Linked DNA regions of Homo sapiens: region 2 is linked to region 1. A link is a contact called in ENCODE Hi-C data. All regions are on one chromosome and are shown on one strand. Each heading gives the region's core, a stretch centred on a gene start or an enhancer-like site at or near the end of the contact. The rest is flanking DNA. Distances are from core to core; before and after follow the strand shown. Region 1 overlaps DHRSX (dehydrogenase/reductase X-linked). Region 2 overlaps DHRSX (dehydrogenase/reductase X-linked).

Region 1 (2,922 bases), core at 416-2,915:
TGAGCAACAGAGGAAGATCCCATCTCTACAAAATATTTAAAATATATACATAGCTGGGAATGATGATGCGTACCTACAGCCCCAGCTACTTTAGACACTGTGGTGGGAAGATCACTCGAGCCCGGGAGGCTGAAGCTGTCGTGAGCCACAGTCACACCACTGCACTCCAGCCTGGGTGACAGAGTGAGATCCGGTCTCGAAAAAATCATCATTATCGTCACAGTAATGAGAGGAATTTTAGGTGATAGGTGGTTACTAATTTCAAAAATAGGGGCTTCCGGTTTCTCCTCTAATGATACAGGGGTTAAGAAGAAATGACTTAAGCAGATAGTAAAAATTAGCTGGGTGTGGTGGTGCACACCTGTCATCCCAGCTACTTGGGAGGCTGAGATGTGAGGATCACCTGAGCCTCGGAAGTTGAAGTTGCAGTGAGCCATGATCACACCACTGCACTCCAGCCTGGGTAACAGATGGAGACCCTGTCTGGAAAAAAAAAAAAAAAAAGATTTTGCACAAAGTTTTACGATGACTCTGCTTTGTAATTAAAAGTAATTTCTGCTTTGTTGGTGATTTCTCACACATTTATCTGGTAGACCAGATACCTGCATGTGATAGGGTAAGAAGGACCCATTTCCCTCCAAGGAGAACAGCATTGCAAGGGGGTTGAGGACGCATGCATGTGGAATCCAAACATTGAATGCACTGAGACGGCGCTGCATGAAGCCTGTCTGTGAGTTTATGATGAAGCTGCACAGAGCTCCGTAGGCGGCTCTCACTCCTCTCTCTCAGCCTTTGGCTTCAGTTTAATTGCATACACACCCTTCAGAGCTGCTCGGGGCCCCCACTTCTTCAGCCTTCTGGCATTTTTCTAAGAAACACTAAACCTCTTTCCAACGTTGCCCTTGGATTTTGTGTGCACGTCTTCCAGCCCTTGAGCTGCTTGACCTGTGCTTGCAAGGGTTCCATAACACTGGATAGGACAGAAGCTCCGCCCAGCCCCAGGTGAAAGCTCTGTGCTCTTCAGGGACCATGTCCTATTCACACTGTCTCCCTCACATCTAATACAGTCATGATACTCGGCAATATAGTACTCCACCCAACAGGCAACTCAGAGTCTGCCAGTGATACAGGAGTTAAGAAGAAATCACTTAGGCAGACAGTAAGGGTATGGGAGTCCTCGGCAAGGCTTTTTTCTTTTCTTTTTTTTTTTTTTTTTGAGATGGAGTCCCGCTCTGTCGCCCAGGCTGGAGTGTAGTGGCGTGATGTTCGCTCATTGCAACCTCCGCCTCCCGGGTTCAAGCAATTCGCCTGCCTCAGCCTCCTAAGTAGCTGGCATTATAGGTACGCACCACCAAGCCCGGCTAATTTTTGTTTTGTTTTTTTTTTTTTTAGTAGAGACGCGGTTTCACTGGTCAGGCTCGTCTCGAACCCCTGACCTAATGATCCACCCGCCTCAGCCTCCAAAAGTGCTGGGATGACAGGTGTGAGCCACTGCGCCCGGCAGCTTTTCTCTTTAACGAAAAGCAGCCCCAAGTCATTTTCTAACAATGAACAGCCTGTCAAGTCGAGCTGCAGACATACACAAGCCAGCTGGGAGCTTGTACGGGTGAATGTCGGGAGGACCTAGGGACTAGACACGTTCAAGATGGCGGCTCCATCTTCCCGGGAGGAACTAACGACTAGACACGTTCAAGATGGCGGCTCCATCTTCCGGGCAGGAACTAGGGACTAGACACGTTCAAGATGGCGGCTCCATCTTCCCGGCAGGAACTAGGGACTAGACACGTTCAAGATGGCGGTTCCATCTTCCCGGCAGGAACTAGGGACTAGACACATTCAAAACGGCGGCTCCATCTTCCCAGCAGGAACTAGAGACTAGACACGTTCAAGACAGTGGCTCCATCTTCCCTCCTCTTTGTCAGCCACATGTAAAGTAAGAAAAACAGGACCGAGAGCCCCGACCAACTACAAAGCCCATTTGCATAACCGATTAGGGTGGGCAACCAGCCTTTCCTGTGGGCTATGTAAATGTCATGCTTGATGGAACCAATCTCTCGGAGAGCCCCGACCAACTACAAAGCCCATTTGCATAAACGATTAGGGTGGGCAACCAGCCTTTCCTGTGGGCTATGTAAATGCCATGCTTGATGGAACCAATCTCTGAGCTCTATGTAAATGAGACACCGCCTCCTCAAACTGGACTATAAAATCCATCACATTTGGTGCCAGCTGGTCCTTTCCGCTCGGAGACCCCTTTCTCTATAGAGAAAACCATTTCTCTTTCTCTTCTCCTGATTAAACTTCCACTCCTAAACTCCTCGTGTGTGTCTTTGTCCTAAATTTTCCTGATGCCCAATGACGAACCCCAGGGTATATACCCCAGACAACGTAGCCACTTCACTAACATGTAGAGAGCTTGCGCATTTTAATTCCTATCCTCACAATAGGCAAAGAGCAGAACATACTGAAAATCAGCAACTCTGCGATCCATCAGAAAATAGAGATCACAAGACGAAATGCTGCCTGAAGACTGGACAGACAGGTGGCAAGTGGAATTGTGCTTGTCTAGGAGTTCCTGCTGGAGCCAGCACCTGATGGACACATTTGCAGGGTAATTATTAAACAGCTGCAGGCTGACAGTGGACAAGCCTAAGTAAGTTAAAAACTCCTGGCCAGGCATGGTGGCTCGCACCTGTAATCCCAGCACTTTGGGAGGCCAAGGCGGGCAGATCACCTGAGGTCAGGAGTTCGAGACCAGCCTGGCCAACATAGTGAAACCCCGTCTCTACTAAAAATACAAAAATTAGCCGGGCGTGGTGGCAGGCACCTGTAATCCCAGCTACTCGGGAGGCTGAGGCAGGAGAATTGCTTGACCCTGGGAGGTGGAGGTTGTAGTGAGCCCAGATCGCACCACTGCACTCC
Region 2 (2,964 bases), core at 376-2,875, 67 kb after region 1:
GCCTCCCAAAGTGCTGGGATTACGGGCATGAGTCACCATGCCCAGCTGCATTTTTTTTTTTTATAATTTTGAATTGTGGAAAAATACACATCACATAAAGTTTAGCATTTTAACCATTTTTACGTACACAGTAAAGTGGTATTAAATACATTCATATTGTTATGTAGCCATCACTGCCATGCATCTCCAAAATATTTTCATCTTGCCAAATGGAAACTCTGTTCCCATTAAACATTAAGTCCCCACCTTTTCCTCGCCCAACCCCTATAACTACCCCATTCTACTTTCTGTCTCTAAAAATTTAAAGGTACTCTGTGTACCTCATAGGAGTGGAATCCTACAGTATTTGTCCTTTGGGGATTGGTTTATTTCACTTAGCATTAATGTCCTCAAGGTTAGCCCACATTGCAGCATGCATCTGAATATCCTTCCTTTTTTATGGCTGTGTAATATTCCATCATTTGGATACACCACATTTTGCTTATCCATCTGCCTGTGGAGGGACACAGTTTCTCTCCACCTTTTAGGATTGGATTATTTCACTTAGCATTAATGTCCTCAAGGTTAGCCCACATCGCAGCATGCATCTGAATACCCTTCCTTTTTTATGGCTGCGTAATATTCCACCGTTTGGATATACCACATTCTGCTTATCCATTTGCTTCTGGAAGGACACAGTTTCTCTCCACCTTCGGGTTATTGTAAGTAATACTGCTGCTGCAAACGTGGTTTGTGCAAATATCTGTTGGAGACCCTGTTTCCAATTCTTTGAGGTATATACCCAGCAGTGGAATTCCTGGTGCCATCTGTTCTTACTTTTTATTTCATGGAATGCTGTTTTATTGGGGACCCAAGAATTTGGCAGGATCAGTCTATCCTCAGGGAGTCAGTGAAGTTCAATAATAAAGAAACTCTCCAGGTCGTCCCTCCTTAAAAGTCAGGTTCCTTCAAGACAGAATACAAGTGACCTGCCCTCAGGCAAAAGGGATGCCGGCAACGTTGCACCACTGGTGCAACACCAGTATGCACCAAGGCATAACCCAAGATTTAAGACGCAGCCAAGAGCCCTTTCCCAGGAGGAGCCATAGGTAGGAATTCTCAGGCAGGCAGGGGACTGGGGGAAAAAATAAACCCACCTAGGGGTGGAATCCTGCCAAGTAAGAGAGGAATATAGAAGGCAGCAGACACAGGGGTCACACCCAGAAATGCAAAGGCTGATGTGAAAAGCCTGCCACGAAGCACCCAGCCCATCTTAAGTGAAATTCAAGAGGACTCCTGTAATCCCAGCACTTTGGGAGGCCGAGGTGGGCAGATCACCTGAGGTCAGGAGTTCGAGACCAGCCTGACCAACATGGTGAAATTCCCATCTCTACTAAAAATACAAAAATTAGCTGGGTGTGGTGGGACACACCTGTAATCCCAGCTACTGGGGAGACTGAGGCAGGAGAATTGCTTGAATCCAGGAGGTGAAGGTTGCAGTGGGCCAAGATTGCACCACTGCACTCCAGCCTGGGTGACAGAGCGAAATTCCGACTAAAAGAAAAAAAAAGGAAAGAAATTCAAGAGGGACTGTGAAAAGAGCAGTGATTGCTACACAGTCCAAGGCGATCCATGGGGATGAGTCAGCAATTATGCATCCAACGAAGTGAGGTTTGCAAGGTGAGGAAGGAGGAGGGAAAACGCTGTCGTTCACCATCCCTCGCCACAGGGAGGCCACAGGCAATGCCAGCAATTCAAACGTGCTGCTTAAACAAAGCATCCTGGTCCTTCCTGGGGAAATGGAAATGGGTATGACGGTCAGGGAGGGTGACGCTACCCTCAAGCCCAGCCCTTCACTTCAATGGGATTTAAATGCCATGCATGTTACAGTTCAGTTTTATGAAACCTCTGCTTTTATCTAAAGCATATATAATTTCATAAAGTATATGTAAAGCATTTATCATTTTATATATGCAGCACATACAATTTTAGGAGGAAATGATGGTGCACGCCTGTAGTCCCAGCTCCTCGAGAGGCTGAGGTGGGAGGATCGCTTGAGTTCCAGAGGCAAAGCCAGCCCGGGCAACACAGCAAGACTCACGTCTCTTAAAAAATAAAATAAAATAAGTAGGTATATAATTTTATGTATATATTAATTTTATATTTTGTATACTGATATATATGTATTATATATTATATGTTACAATGTTTATTTATATTATATATTATGATATATGCTTATTATATATTATATTTATTATATATTATGTGTTACATAGTATGATATATATAAAATAATATATACATAAAATTAAACATCCAATAACTATAGTTTATACTTATATATTATAAATTCGTGTTTATTATAAAGTATGATATAAAAATATATACTAAATATATATACTATTTATAGAATAGCATAAATATTTAATATAAATTATTTATAATGACACAAATATAATTTATAGTTATCATTATATATTTATGTAATATATATTTTATATATACACAAAATGTATTGTGCATATTATATTATGTTTTATATATAAATATATAAATAAAATATATCAAAGTATATCTTGTATATAATTTTATATTACAAATATATGTTACAAAATATATATACATTACAAAATGTAACATACATATGAATGTGAATTCATATGTATATACATTATAATATAAATTCATATTATGTCATTATGTATTTAATATATACATTGAACATAATACATCATATATAATAATACATTATAATTTAATGTATATGCTTTATAATAATAAATATATAGTAAGTATATAAACCTAAAATATTAATATAGATCAAATATATAAATGTGTATACAATAAATATATGAACCTAAAATATGAATATATATAAAGTAGATGAATATAACACATAAACAAACTATAAATGTCTAGACATTGACCATGTACAAGTGTGCAGTGTGGACAGTGAATGGAAATGTGAGCATGAAATGTGTG

The links. Hi-C counts contacts between places; a loop is a spot of excess contacts on that map. Pooled maps may share reads with other maps.
Region 2: a loop to region 1 is called in a map of HepG2, with 4 times the contacts of the local background. The contact joins two enhancer-like sites. A Hi-C loop is called at or near these places in 4 of 168 maps with a recorded cell type or tissue (HepG2, Right ventricle myocardium inferior, gastrocnemius medialis and 1 more) and 6 of 50 pooled maps.

The regions. Positions count from the first base shown.
Region 1 is chrX:2,323,571-2,326,492 of GRCh38, forward strand. All of the region lies in intron 3 of DHRSX (dehydrogenase/reductase X-linked), which reads right to left. All of the region lies in intron 1 of LOC124905239 (a long non-coding RNA gene), which reads left to right. Among named protein-coding and RNA genes, the nearest start is that of DHRSX, 180 kb to the right of the region's middle. Within about 2 kb of position 1,666, at least 14 of the 41 ENCODE cell types and tissues checked have a DNase peak (open chromatin) inside an H3K27ac peak, as active enhancers do.
Region 2 is chrX:2,390,391-2,393,354 of GRCh38, forward strand. All of the region lies in intron 3 of DHRSX (dehydrogenase/reductase X-linked), which reads right to left. Among named protein-coding and RNA genes, the nearest start is that of DHRSX, 110 kb to the right of the region's middle. RefSeq lists enhancers at 1,342-1,953, 1,415-1,979, 2,663-2,964. Within about 2 kb of position 1,626, at least 3 of the 41 ENCODE cell types and tissues checked have a DNase peak (open chromatin) inside an H3K27ac peak, as active enhancers do.